Linked DNA regions of Homo sapiens: region 2 is linked to region 1. Evidence: chromatin contacts called from ENCODE Hi-C data. All regions are on one chromosome and are shown on one strand. The core of a region is the stretch at or near the end of the contact, and the rest is flanking DNA. Distances in the headings are between cores, read along the strand shown.

What was found. A loop is a pair of places that touch in the nucleus more often than their neighbours do. Pooled maps may share reads with other maps.
Region 2: a loop to region 1 is called in a map of vagina, with 14 times the contacts of the local background. The contact joins the enhancer-like site here to the promoter of SNHG26 in region 1. A Hi-C loop is called at or near these places in 1 of 168 maps with a recorded cell type or tissue (vagina) and 1 of 50 pooled maps.

What each region holds. Positions count from the first base shown.
Region 1 is chr7:22,849,417-22,856,059 of GRCh38, reverse strand. SNHG26 (small nucleolar RNA host gene 26) reads right to left here and starts at 1,820. Exons shown (of 5, transcript NR_146320.1): 1 at 1,780-1,820. RefSeq lists enhancers at 816-1,045, 837-1,448 and a silencer at 1,546-2,005.
Region 2 is chr7:28,109,096-28,115,738 of GRCh38, reverse strand. All of the region lies in intron 1 of JAZF1 (JAZF zinc finger 1), which reads left to right. Among named protein-coding and RNA genes, the nearest start is that of JAZF1-AS1, 68 kb to the left of the region's middle. Within about 2 kb of position 2,663, at least 6 of the 41 ENCODE cell types and tissues checked have a DNase peak (open chromatin) inside an H3K27ac peak, as active enhancers do.

The sequences.
Region 1 (6,643 bases), core at 571-3,070:
AACTGAATAGTTAAAAAACAATTTGGCAGGCCGGGTGCGCTGACTCACGCCTGTAATCCCAGCACTTTGGGAGGCTGAGGCTGGCGAATCACCAGCTCAGGAGTTCAAGACCAGCCTGGCCAACAAGGTGACACCCCGTCTCTACTAAAAAATACAAACAGTTGGGCATGGTGGCGGGCACCTGTAATCCCAGCTACTCAGGAGGCTGAGGCAGGAGAATTTCTTGAACCCGGGAGGCAGAGGTTGCAGTGAGCCGAGATTGCGCCGTTGCACCACAGCCTGGGTGACAGAGCGAGTCTCCGACTCAAAAAAATAAATAAAATAAAATAAAAATAAAATGGGCTCAATAAGAATCTCTAACACCTAAAGCAATGGTAAAACAAAGCCTTACCACCGCTATCTTCCTGTGCTGTATATAGGGCTATTCGCCAGAGCTGGAGGTATTCCAGGGAGGGAAAATTGTCCATGCTCTGGGTCTATCTATAACGCTGGATAAAAGATGCCTAGAACCTAGGCTGCAAATGTACAAGCTTTCCTCATTAAAGAATGGTAAAATGGGTCCCATTTGGTTTCATCAAAAAGGCAGCAAATCTTTCACAACTGAGGAAAACAGGTGAACCACGAGCTTCACATTCCAACAGAACTGTGGTACCTATGCTAGCCACAAAGATTATTTGTTGACTCAAATGTAAATTTAGATCTTTATCAATTTTACTAAATTCGCAAAGTATCCCTTTATATAGCATTTTGTACCAGTAATGAACAATTAGTATGCTCAGCGATGCTCAGGAGAGCCGCTCCAAAAACTTACATTATTCCCCAGACAAACGTTCTCTAGGGGCAGCCTTGCGTATTTCTACACCTTAGTAGACCTAAGTTAGGCGTTCAACACCTTGTCCTGGTCCAAGCCAGAAAGAACCCAGTAGTTCAGACTTTTCCCAGGTCAGAAAACCACGAAGGGCCTCCTCACACCCTGATTAAACGTTGGAAGCGGGCCCTGTGCTGTAATAACGCTCTGGCCACTCCCAAAAAAGCGAATCTTCGGGAGGAAAGCAGGCTCCCTTATTAGGGCTCACAGCACTCCGCTCAACTTACTGTAGGCGTCGGCTCCAGCAAGACTCGTCCCTCCAAGCCTTTAAATTATCTGACTGCGGGCCAGTAGCAAATGAACGGCACTGGTGGCGGTGGGGGATGGCTGCGCGAGTGAAATGACCTCCGTGTGTTTGCTAACCCCGCTATTATACTGCCCCGCTTAGAAACTTAAAGCGCTTCAGACATCAGATCTCACTCGCTTCCCAAATAGGCTTCCGTCCGCGCGGTCACAGCCCCTGGGCAGGCAGGAGCCCCGAGTGCACCAAGAACCCAGAGACCGTCCGGGGCTCGGCGCCTCCGCCTGCGGTTGGAATTTGATCCTCAAAATGCAATCATTTAATTGAAAAAGGACTAAAAGCTGCCTGTAGGCCGAATGCGTGGACGGCAGGGACTCAGGCACGGGAGGTGACGGGCGCCTGGCGGCTTCTGCTGAGTGGGGGTGGGATCCTCGAGGAAAGGGGGCGGCCCCTTCAAGCGCACAAGGACACGGGCCGTCCTAACCCGGGACGAAGGGCCCAAGCGCCACGAGGACGCCCCCACCCCCGAGGGGCCCTAACGGAGGCTTCCCCGCGGCGCCGAGCCGAGGCCTCGGCGTGGGGGCAGCGAGAGGCGCGCCTAGGAAGCGCACGGGGTAGCCCCGGAGCCACGTGGTCGGCTCCTGCGTCCAGAAGGTCCGAGCCCACTTACCCAGTCACGCGCCGCGGCCGAAAAGGGAGGGCACTGCGGAGATCAAGTTTAAAAGGGGCCTGGGCGGGGCGGCACCAACCAAAAAGTTGCCGGAAGGCCCCTCCGGGTCCAGCACCCGCCCCGCCCGCGGGGCCCGGAGGCCCTCGCGCGCCCCCTGTCGGCGGCCCGGGCCTTCCCCGCCTTGGGCCCCCCCCCCCACCCCACACGGCCCCGGCTCCCACTTGGCCCCGGCTCCCACTTTGCCCCGGCCTCCGAGTCTGGGGAGTCTGCCCCAAACTCTCGCTGGCTGTGATGTCTCTTTACCTCGTTGAAGGTCAGAGGAAGCTCCTGCCACTCAAATAATGTTAGGTGTCTCTGGTACCCACTCCCCTCCCTTGCCTGGTGTTTCTTAAAGTCTTCAGCCACGCCCCTGGGTGCTTCTTTCAAGACTCGTCTAATTACGTAGCAGAAGACTGGCTCCCGTTAAAGGATGTGAACATTAGCGGAGGTCGGGGGTGCAAACTCATCGAAGAGGGGTTGAAGCACGGGGAGGACTCCTGGTGCCTGGAGTGCTGCATGCTTAGAATGATGGCCACGGCCCGCAAATATCTTGCCCCCAAAGCACGTCTGTGTCATTGGACTGTGAGGAGGAAGGGGAGAAGGTATTCTGACTGCAGTAAAATAAGCAGGTCTGTTGGCTGGATGCCTAAGCAGCACTACATATAGAACATGAGTGTTAAGGACTGAATTTGTCCCCACTCCCAAAGACATTGAAGACCTAACCTCCAGCACCTGTGAATGCGACCTAACTTGGAAAAACTGCGTCTTTACAGATGTGGTCAAGACGAGATCATTGGGGTGGACCCTCCTAATTCAACATGACTGATGTCCTTATCACACGGTGTCAAAATGCCACTTGAAGACAGAGACACACGAAAATGTGGCGGGACAGGGGCAGATCAGAGTGATGCAGCTGTAAGCCCAGGAATGCGGTGGATTGCCGGCCACCACCGGAGAAAGGCTAGGAAGAGGCAAGGAAGGACCCTCCCCTGCAGATTTCAGAGGGAGCTTGGTGTTTGGTTCTGCTGACACTTTGATTTTGGACTTCTAGTCACAAGAAATGTGAGACAAAACATTTCTGTTAAGTCACCGAGTGCTTTGTTAAGGCATCCCTAGGGAATTAATACAAGGACTGTGGGGACTTTCCCTCTGCCGTTCTGTGTAAAATCTGGCCATAAAGACATTATTTGACTTCCCTTGTTTGACTGTAGGTCATAAGACCCCCATTCCAGAGGGAGTCCTGTCCCATACCCAGAAGGAAAGAGTGCATGCTCAGAGAGGCCAAGAAGAATCCAGACAGACAGGCCTTGCTGGGTTTTCTCCCTCTATTAGTCTTAGATCATACACTTTTTGTCCGATCACATTTCTACGTCACTGCCCATACTTTGTTGAACCTAGGCATAAAAATGGATAATTTCCCCTGTATCTTTGGGTCTTCATTTGAAGGATCCCGGGTATACACATTAAATACATTTATATGCTTTTTCTCCAATTAATCTGCCTTTTGCAAGTTGATTTTTTAGTGAACCTTAAGAGGGCAAAGGGAAAACTTTCCATGTTGGCCCCTACAGATTGCTCAGTGCAGCAAATACTTATTGAGTGCCTATTCTATGCCAGGTGCTGTGATTGGTGTTGGAGGGTGTGAAGTTCAATGAGAAACTGCCCCTGCACTAAAGTGAGGAATATAAAATGAGATTCACCCACTGATAGAAGCCCATGAAGAGTGCCAAGGGCACAGCATAAAGCCACAAAGCCCAGCCTGCTAAGGCTACAGGAAAGGCTTCCAGAAGGAAGAGGTACCTATTAGTACAATGAGTGTAGCATGACCAGCAGGAAACTCATATGCTGCATGAAATTTAGGAGAGGAAAGAAGCAAAGAGGCCAAGAGAGTTACAGAAAAATCATAGGATAATAGAGTGCAGGGGACTTTAATAGGTCATCTAGGATTATTCTCTGGTGGGTGGAGCTGGTCTTAGGGTGTTGTCATGCAGAGTTGCCATGATGGTGCAATGTAGGCTCCATGAGAACTCTGTTTCCTTCTCTACTGAATCCCCCGAATTCAGTGTAAACGCCTAGAATATATTTAGATAAGGGGAAAAACTCCTTATCTAAATATCCTTATCAGAGGAAGAGATTATTCCCCCAAAGCAGTTCAATATTCATACCATAAAACTCTTCAAGGCTGATAATGGGGCAGTAGTGGGGTTTTATCCCAGGCGGTAGCTTCCTTGGGTCACCTTGAGTGTGAATTTATTCCTGTATTCCCAGTACCTGGCCTAGGGCTTTGCACATTGTAAATGCTTGATAAAACCTACTGAATTTCCTTTTCTTGCTGTCCATTTGACTTGTCTTTCACACATGTGGTGAACTACAGATATTCCCTGACTTACAATGGTTTGATTTATGTTTTTTTTTTTTTTTTTTACTTTGTGATGGTGCAAAAGCAATACGTAGCTCAGTAGAAAGTGTGCTTCAAGTATCCGTACAACCATTCTGTTTTTCACTTTCGGTACAGTGTTCAATAAATTACATGAGATATTCAACACTTTATTCTAAAATAGGTTTTGTGTTCAATTGTTTTGTCTAACTGTAGTGTAATGTAAGTGTCCTGAGCACATGTGAAGTAGACTAGGCTAATGGGATAATAGTAGACTGGGATGTTCGGTAGGTAGGTGTATTAAATGCACTTTCAACTTACCATATTTTGAACTCACAGTGGGGTTATCAGAACATAAATCCATTATAAGCTAAGGAGCATCTATGCTTGGAGAGTAGGAATCCCAGGGCATTGGGAGGCGTTGTGCACTTCCCTGGCTTGTTTTGCTGCTGTTAGTGGGGAGCCTTTTCCCCCAGTCCCATGCTTTTCTGTAGAGGAGCTTCTCCCAGACAATGCCCCGGGCCTTTTACTCATTCTTTCCTCATTCCTTTCCAGAGAAGGAAGGAATTTCAATACAATTCTGTGCCAACATGAATGCTGAAATCATGCAAACTGTGGTGGTCCTGTTGGCTTCCATCCTCTGCCTGTCACCTGTTTTCAAGGTGGACAGGTGCAGACTATTATTTCCTCTGTGGGACTAGGGGAAATGGGTGTGGTGAACTGCACCCAGCCATTTTTGTGTTTTTTCGATGGTCAAAGTGGAATTAAAAATAATGTCGCTCCCAGCACTTTGGGAGGCCGAGGCAGGTGGATCATCTGAGGTCGGGAGTTTGAGACCAGCCTGACCAACATGAAGAAACCCCATCTCTACTAAAAATACAAAATTAGCTGGGCGTGGTGATATATGCCTGTAGTGCCAGCTACTCGGGAGGCTGAGGCAGGAGAATCACTTGAACCCGGGAAGCAGAGGTTGTGGTGAGCCGAGATTGCGCCATTGCACTCCAGCCTGGGCAACAAGAGTGAAACTCTGTCTCAAAAAAAAAAAGTATCTCTCATTAACCCTGCAATAACATAATCCTGGAAGCCACTGAGGGTTTTCTCAGCTCAGTGTATAGTCAGTCAATTGGGGACATTGTAAGTGTCACTGCCTTAACTTTTGTGCTTTTCTTTTTTTATTTCTTTTTTCTTGAGGTGGGGTCTTGCTCTGTTGCCCAGGCTGGAGTGCAATGGCAGAATCATAGCTCACTGCAGCCTTGACCTCCTGGGCTCAAGCAATCCTCCTGCCTAAGCCTTCTAAGTAGCTGGGACTACAGGTGTGTGCCACCGTGCCTGGCTAATTTTTTTTTTTTTTTTTTTTTGTAGAGGTGGGGTCTCACTATGTTGCCCAGGCTAGTCTTGAATCCTGGGTTCAAGCAGTCTTCCTGCCTTGGCCCCCCAAAACACTGAGATTACATGTGTGAACCAGCATGGCCTGCCACTTTTATGCTTTTTGATGGTCAAAACGGTATTAAAAATAGTGTCTCTTGGTTGGGCGCAGTGGCTCACGCCTGTAATCTTAGCACTTTGGGAGGTCGAGGTAGGTGGATCACATGAGGGGAGGAGTTCAAAACCAGCCTGGCCAACATGATGAAACCCCATCTCTACTAAAAATTAAAAAAAATTAGCCAGGCATGGTGGCGGGTGCCTGTAATTCCAGCTACTCGAGAGGCTGAGGCAGGAGAATCACTTGAACCCAGGAGGTGGATGGTGCAGTGAGCTGAGATCATGCCACTGCACAGCCTGGGTGACAGAGTGAGATTCTGTCTCAAAAAAAGAAAAAAGAAAAAAGTCTCTCATTAACCCTGCAATAACATAATCCTGCATTTTACCCAATTTAAATTTTTGGCCGTCACTTATGTTGGCAGGTGACATCCACTGGCTCATCTTTCTCAAAAAAGAAACACATCTATTTGAAGGCTGCAGCTATGATGATTCACTCCCCTTTTCTTCCCTCACTGTCCAAAACCAGCATAAGGCAATGATGGCCCAAGGTCTAGACTGGGATGGGGAATAGGGTGTCTCAGCTCTGAAGACACAATCTGAACAGTAATAAAGCTAGCACCTTAATTTCCATTCTTTCTTATGTCTGAGTTGGTTCTGAATGCAGAAGGAAGGGAAAGTGCATTATTTTTCACCCTCCCCCTATCCTACCATTGCCTGATCCTTATCCCCAGGAGGATCTAAGACTCACATGTTATCGACAGACTAACCTCAGACATTTGCTTTCATGAATTAATTGGCCCATTCATTTACTCTTGTGTCTGTGTGTAGTGCACATTTTAGTGTGTTGTTGCAGTGTAGAGTCAGAATATAAAGCAACTACAGACATTATTTATGATTTAAAGGATCACTCCAGTTGGGTGACATTTTAACTGGGGTCATTGGGCTGTTTGCCATGAGCAGGTCTCT
Region 2 (6,643 bases), core at 1,414-3,913, 5.3 Mb before region 1:
ATGTGGTGAGCAGGAAGAGGCAGGGGGCAATACTCTTCATTGTGTACTCTGTTGTATTATTTTTATATTTGAAGCCTGTAAAGTATTACCTATTCAAAACAAAAAATAAGTTACATGTCTTTACAGTTGTATTTCAGTGCCAATTCAACATATGTCCAAGGGCCAGAAATAACCTTCCTAGAGCTTTTATCATTTCTTGTTGGTACTGTTGACTACAGCCTCCTAAGTGGGTCTTGTATTAGCTGTAGTGGTTTATCTACAGTTGTGCTGTCCGTTATGGTAGTCACTGGCCACATCTGGCTTTTGAGCACTTGAAATGTGGCTAGTCTAAATTGAGATGTGCTGCACTGTGCCTGATTTAGAAGACTTAGTATGAAAAAAAGAATGTAAGCTATCTCATTTATAATTTTAAAACTCTTGATTACATGGTGAAAGATAGTAGTTTGTGTTTGAGGGGTTAAACCATATTATTAAATTAATTTCACTTGTCTTTTCTTACCTTAAATGTGGCTGCTAGGAAATTTAAAATTACATATGTGGCTTGGCCCTGTGGTTGGCATTTTACTTCTTTTGTGCAGCCCTGATGTAGCCTCCTATCCACAGTCAGCATGTCTGCCAGAATTACTTAAAAACAACAACAGAACCTACATGTGTCATTTCACTGCTTTAAAACCTCTTGCCTCCTACATGCCTACAGAGACCCTTTGTAAATAGTCTCTGAGATCCTTCCTTTAACCCATTCCCCTTCCCTGCACATACAAACGCTGCTTCTCTTTACTCCCTGGACTGCAGGCCTCTTGATAAATTTGAGTCTCTGAACACACTGTTCTTTCTGTTTGGAATGTCCTTTCACCCCCATTTTGTTGCCCAGAAAATTCCTACTCATCTATAAGCCCCGTTCACGTGGCACCTTTTTTGATGAGGCATCCCTAGTTCCCCTGTCCCATTTTCTTATAGCATCTAGTAGACCTCTGTGTTCTCACACTCATCCTCAGTACCACGGTTGTCCCCTGAAAGGTGTTGTGTCCCTCACCAGACTGGGAGCACCTCAAGGGCAGAACCCATGTCATGTTCCTTTTTGTATTTCCAGACCTGAAACTGCCAGTAAATAAACCCTAAAAGTAGAAAGAAAAAAAAAAAAACCTAAAAAGAAGTTGGTTGTATTTGGTTGACAGTACACCATGCCCAGTTTGCCTTGATGATGCTTCTGTTTGTCTAATCTATATATTGAGGAAAGCAGGCTCCAACCTGTCAGCCTTCCTTGATTAAGAATAGGCCTCTTTGGAGTGTTCTAGCTTTGAACAAGCCAGCCTCCCTGCAAGCAGAAGATTACAAACTGCAGAGATGTCAGTAGCACCAAACCCGCAGTGAGTTCTAGTTTTCAGGGCTGTGTTCAGACTGGAAGATGGGAATTATCTGTGTTCTGTTCAGAGAGCAGAATTCTCCAGGCTGGCCAGGTGCCTGCGTTTGCAGAAGGTAAAGGTAGCAGGTGGTTGCCAGAAGGTGAAAGCATCAGTGGAGCATGGCCAGCTCCAAGGAGGCAGTGAGCTGGAATAATGAAGTTCTCCACAGTCTGGTCTGTGGGATCTTACTTCGGTTACCAACTCCGTGGAAAGTTATTCTTGCTTGTTAATATTCCCATTGTCCTTCTCTTCTGTTGTGTTAAGCTTTTGTTCTAAAAAGAAATGAAGAATAATAAACAATACCCAAACTATGTGGAGTAAAGATTTTTGGAAGGAAAAATTAGAATTTTGCAAGAAACTTCTCTCTTTAGCAAAGTAAACTGAAAGGGCCTGTGTTTACCCTCCAAGATTTTAGAAGCATTATTGCCATTGTTCAGAATCTACTTATTTCATATATAGAGATCCGGATATTTTCATCAGGTAAAGCTTCCTGTGCAGCTCTCATAATCAGCTGAATGAGGAGCTCTTTCTTTAGCAAAATTTTGAGAGCTAGTAGTGTAGTAGAAAGTACAGTACCTTCAGTGGCTAGAAAAACCAGTCTGAACCTAGGACTGTCACTACGTAGTGGTGTGGACTTCGCAAGCTACTTCACATCTTTAAGCCCTCATTATTGAGTAAAATGAGGCTTAAACACATCCTAAGTTATAGGCATTACAAGAGGTGAATGAATGCAGGGGCCTAGCACTGTGCCTGGTCCATAGTAGGTTTTGGTAAATAGGAGTTATAGCTCCGATATGAATACAGATTTTCTTCTGCAGGTATCTGGTGTTGAATAACCAGGTGAGAACGCCCAAGGTCAGAGAGGAGTATGTCCTTTCGTAGTGGGCAGACTGTGGTGAGTGAGTGCTCCTCAGCAGCAGTGTTAGTAACTGTTCTTCAGAGCCTCACCACTAGCCCAGGGAGAGAGGACAGGAGCAGCTGGGTAAAGGAGTCGGGACACGTGGGTTGGAGAACTGGCTTTGCCATTAGTTAGTCCCATGAGGATTCACTCTGCCTCCTTGGTCCTGTTTGTAAAACGAGGCTGGCGATCATTTCCATCTCTAAATACTGTAGTCTGTCGCCATAAAGCAACAGAATTGGGCCCCCAGAAGTTACACTGCCTTGTTTGTAGGATACCGATTCAACAGGCCGGACTCTGAGAACGAACCTGGATGTTGCACAACAAGGCTGTGTCATCTCTGAATGCCCTGAACTGGAGGCGGGTTCCCATTTCCCCTTCGAGATTATGTCCAGAGGCGCAGGTCATCTTTCCAGGCTCCATTCCCCTTGTTCTGCTTTCATATTCTCCTGAGCTTGACCTGGTTCAGTTTCTCCCTGGAGAGGCTCACTATTTTTTCTGGGGTTGAGATCCTCGTCATTCTTTTGACAAGAGATACAGAATCATCATTTTTAAGAGGAAGTTTATCAGCAGGCTGTTTTTAAAAGTGAGTTTTGTGCTTGATACAAATTTTTATGATGTTTGCTTTCTCTTAAGCACTCGAGGTCTGTACGGTCAGCCTTCTTTGCCTCATTTGCTCCCCTTCCTCCCCTGCCTCCCATCTTATTTGACTGCTAACCTGGGCGGGCCCACCATTCATTCTTGTTTGAGACAGATGAACACAGTACTTTGTATGCCTTATGACCAGATAATTCAAGCTGACAGTAATCAAGTTTGGGGCTAATTATCATTAAAAGGTAATTTCATTGCTGCCCATAATTGATCTTATCTTAAACCAATTGTAGCATTTCTTTTGTCACATGATTTAAAAATTTAAAAAAAAATGCTTTTGGCAATAAACTTTTGAAAACAGATTTTCTACACTCAGTTCTTTTTAAAACCAACTTTACAAACTTTAAGTGTGCTCTTATTAATGTGATTTGTCTGCTTTGTAATATTGCATATTCAAAATAAAAAGAAAATGGAGACAGTTCATCACTGAAATGGATGTTACAAAATCAGCATCTGGTTTGAATAATGAGTCTTCTGGTCCAAGTTTTGCTTCAGTGAATGAAACTAATGAAACTGGCCTCCATTGTTATGTCAGTGACTTCACCTCCACTAACTTTTGGTTTCTTTCCGTTGCCAATTTGGAGGCCACTAAGGTTTCTTCAGAAAGTTCTTTCCTAGTGGTATTTGTTCTAAGTAACTCTGGGACAGCCAAGTATCTGTCACCAGCAGGGGAGAGGCGAAGACACCTCATGATCATAAAATCATAGGTTTGGGACGTTTCAAGTATCCTTTGCCACCAGTCAAGCTCTGGAAACAAAAGCAAAGTGAAAAAACAGCTCTAGAGTTGGAACGATTAAAAATTAGATGTTGGTATAGCACCATAATACTACACAATTCTAGGTCAGGCATATAGACAGCTGTCCCAAGTCTTGTTTCTTCCTTGAACTCTGATGCTTGCAGAAATATGGTTGTACCTGGGAAATGATCACCCTGGCTGCAAGGCACAGAGCCACCCTACTTCTCCTGCTGGTAACACATACACACATGCACATGCATGCATGCTGCATGCACACACACACCCCTGGGAAGTCTCCTGAAGGTAAATACACTGTTGTTGTTATTAGGTTTTCTGATCCATAGGTATCTATGCTAATAATAAGTAACAATATCCTCTAATACTTACAGAGCACTTTTTGATTCATCATTTGATTTGGCCTTCAGAAAACCACTTTAAGATGAATAGCATAGATTTTATTATCCGCCTTTTACTGAGGAACCTCCTCAAAGAAGCATTGTGACTTATTCAAAGACATAGCTATCATGTGATAGAAAGCGATGATATTTTATAAAGGCCTAGTTTTATATTTTACCATAAAACTGAAGGAAAATCCTTTATTGCATGTTCTTCCTCAATAAAAAGCTCACCAAATGAATTAATAAACAAACACATAAATAAAATGTAACAAAACCCTAATAAATAAAACAGAACCCTAAAGAGAAATGTCTTCAGTGGTCAGAAAGTAGAAACATGGAAGCAAATGAATATTTTCTGTTTGTTACTTCTGTGCCTATAACCAGATGTGGCAAGGATGCAGGCAAGCCTACGGTAGATTTGCAATAAGTATTTATTTAACTTAACTGGATTAGCATTACTTTGCTAAGTAGGAAAACAACAGACTATCCCTTTATCTATGAATACTTTGATACTCGGGTTGTATCAAGCATAAAATAGACCAAGATTTTCTATGAATTCCTTACTTTTCTTCAGCCAGATCTAGTTGTCTACTGTAGCAGAGTCCTCAGGAAACTCAAAGCCAGAAAATCAGGGTCGTTTGTCCATCTTGTTGACCAGATTGCAAGCATTTTCCCCCACCCTAGTTTTTAATTTTAAATGTATTACCAGTGGTAGTTTTTACTGCTATCTTTACAAAAATAAGAGGCGAACAAAACTTTTGGATGGAATTAGAAGTCCCTCCCAGGCAAGGCTCCCAGGTTGCGAGTGTGATTTTAGGTGACTGAGATATCATGCTACCCTGTGGCCAGCCATGTGGGCACATCACCACGTCTTAGTCTTCAGGACACTGAGGCAGAAAGCACCGTCCCATTCACACCTTGGTAACTGAACTCTAACATCTCAGCCTGAGAATCCTGGATTTTTTGCTTATTTGTTTTTAAACTAACTTTTCTTTTCCTTTCCTTTCCTTTCCTTTTCCTTTCCTTTCCTTTCCTTTTCCTTTCCTTTTCCTTTTCCTTTTCCTTTTCCTTTTCCCTTTCCCTTTTCCTTTCCCTTTCCTTTTCCTTTTCCTTTTCCTTTCCTTTTCCTTTTCCTTTTCCTTTCCTTTTCCTTTCCTTTCCTTTCCTTTCCTTTCCTTTCCTTTCCTTTCCTTTCCTTTCCTTTTTCTCTCTCTCTTTTTTCTTTTTTTGATGGAGTCTCACTCTGTCGCCCAGGCTGGAGTGCAATGGCGTGATCTCGGCTCACTACAACCTCTGCCTCCCAGGTTCAAGTGATTCTCCTCCCGCAGCCTCCCAAGTAACTGAGATTACAGGCACACACCACCACACCCAGCTAATTTTTGTATTTTTATCAGAAATGGGGTTTCACTGTGTTGGCCAGGCTGGTCTCGAACTCCTGACCTCAGGTGATCTGCCCACCTTGGCCTCCCAAAGTGCTGGGATTACAGGTGTGAGCCACCATGCCCGGCCTAAACTTTCTAATTATAATTCTTTTCAGTTGATTCTTTTCCTCTTGACCAGTCTTTTAAAATTTTAACTCTTCAGGAGTCAAATGAATGTTTTCCTTTTTATTGATAAATGTGTGTGACGTGCAACTGTTCCTTAAAAAAATATCTAGTGTAGTTTGTAATGTAACCTTTGCAGCTTCATTCTGAGTTCTTTTCTGACAACTTCTCGTTGGATACTACTACTTTTTTAAATTCACTTAGGCTGTTTAGGATTCAAGTCTTCATATGCCCATCTCTTTTGGCTTGGCTGATTCTCTCTTCAGTTGTTGGCCCTGTTTGGCCTTCGGGAGATGAGGCAAGGTGAGTGCCCTCCATCCCCGCAGTCTCTCATGGCTAATACTGAACAGGGGTTGGCAGAGTGGGTGATGGAAGGACCATTATTTAGCAGCCTATTGACAGAGTGAGTCCCAGTTCAGCCATTCACTAGCTCTATTATCTAGGACTAGTTAATTTGTACAAACCTTAGTTTCCTTGTGTGTAAAATGAGTTAAGTAATAGCCATTTCACAGTGTTGAGGATGGATTGAGATGGTATAATTGGAAGTGCTTTACAGTATTCAGTGCTATTGTTATTACAGATGTTTTTTTCCTGGGCAGGTGGTTGATATACCTTGAGAGAGCGTTTATGGGTTATCAGATGAAATATGTAGGCATGCGGCGTATCAGTTACCTGAATAAGGAAGAGGATAGGCTGGTTTTTAAATTATTATTTTTTTAAATTTCAATTTTATTTTTCCCCGCTTTATTGAGGTATCACTGATGAATTAAAAGTGAATATATTTACCATATACAATGTGATGTTTTGATATATGTCGACATTGTGGAATGATTACCAGAAACCAGCTAATTAACTGACCCATCACCTCACATAGTTATCTTTGTGTGTGTGGTGAAAACATTGAAGACCAGCCCTCTCACCAGCTTTCAAGTATGTAAAACAGTATTGTTAACGATAGTTACTGTGCTATTAATTACATCCCCAGAATTATTCATCTTATAACTGGAAGTTTA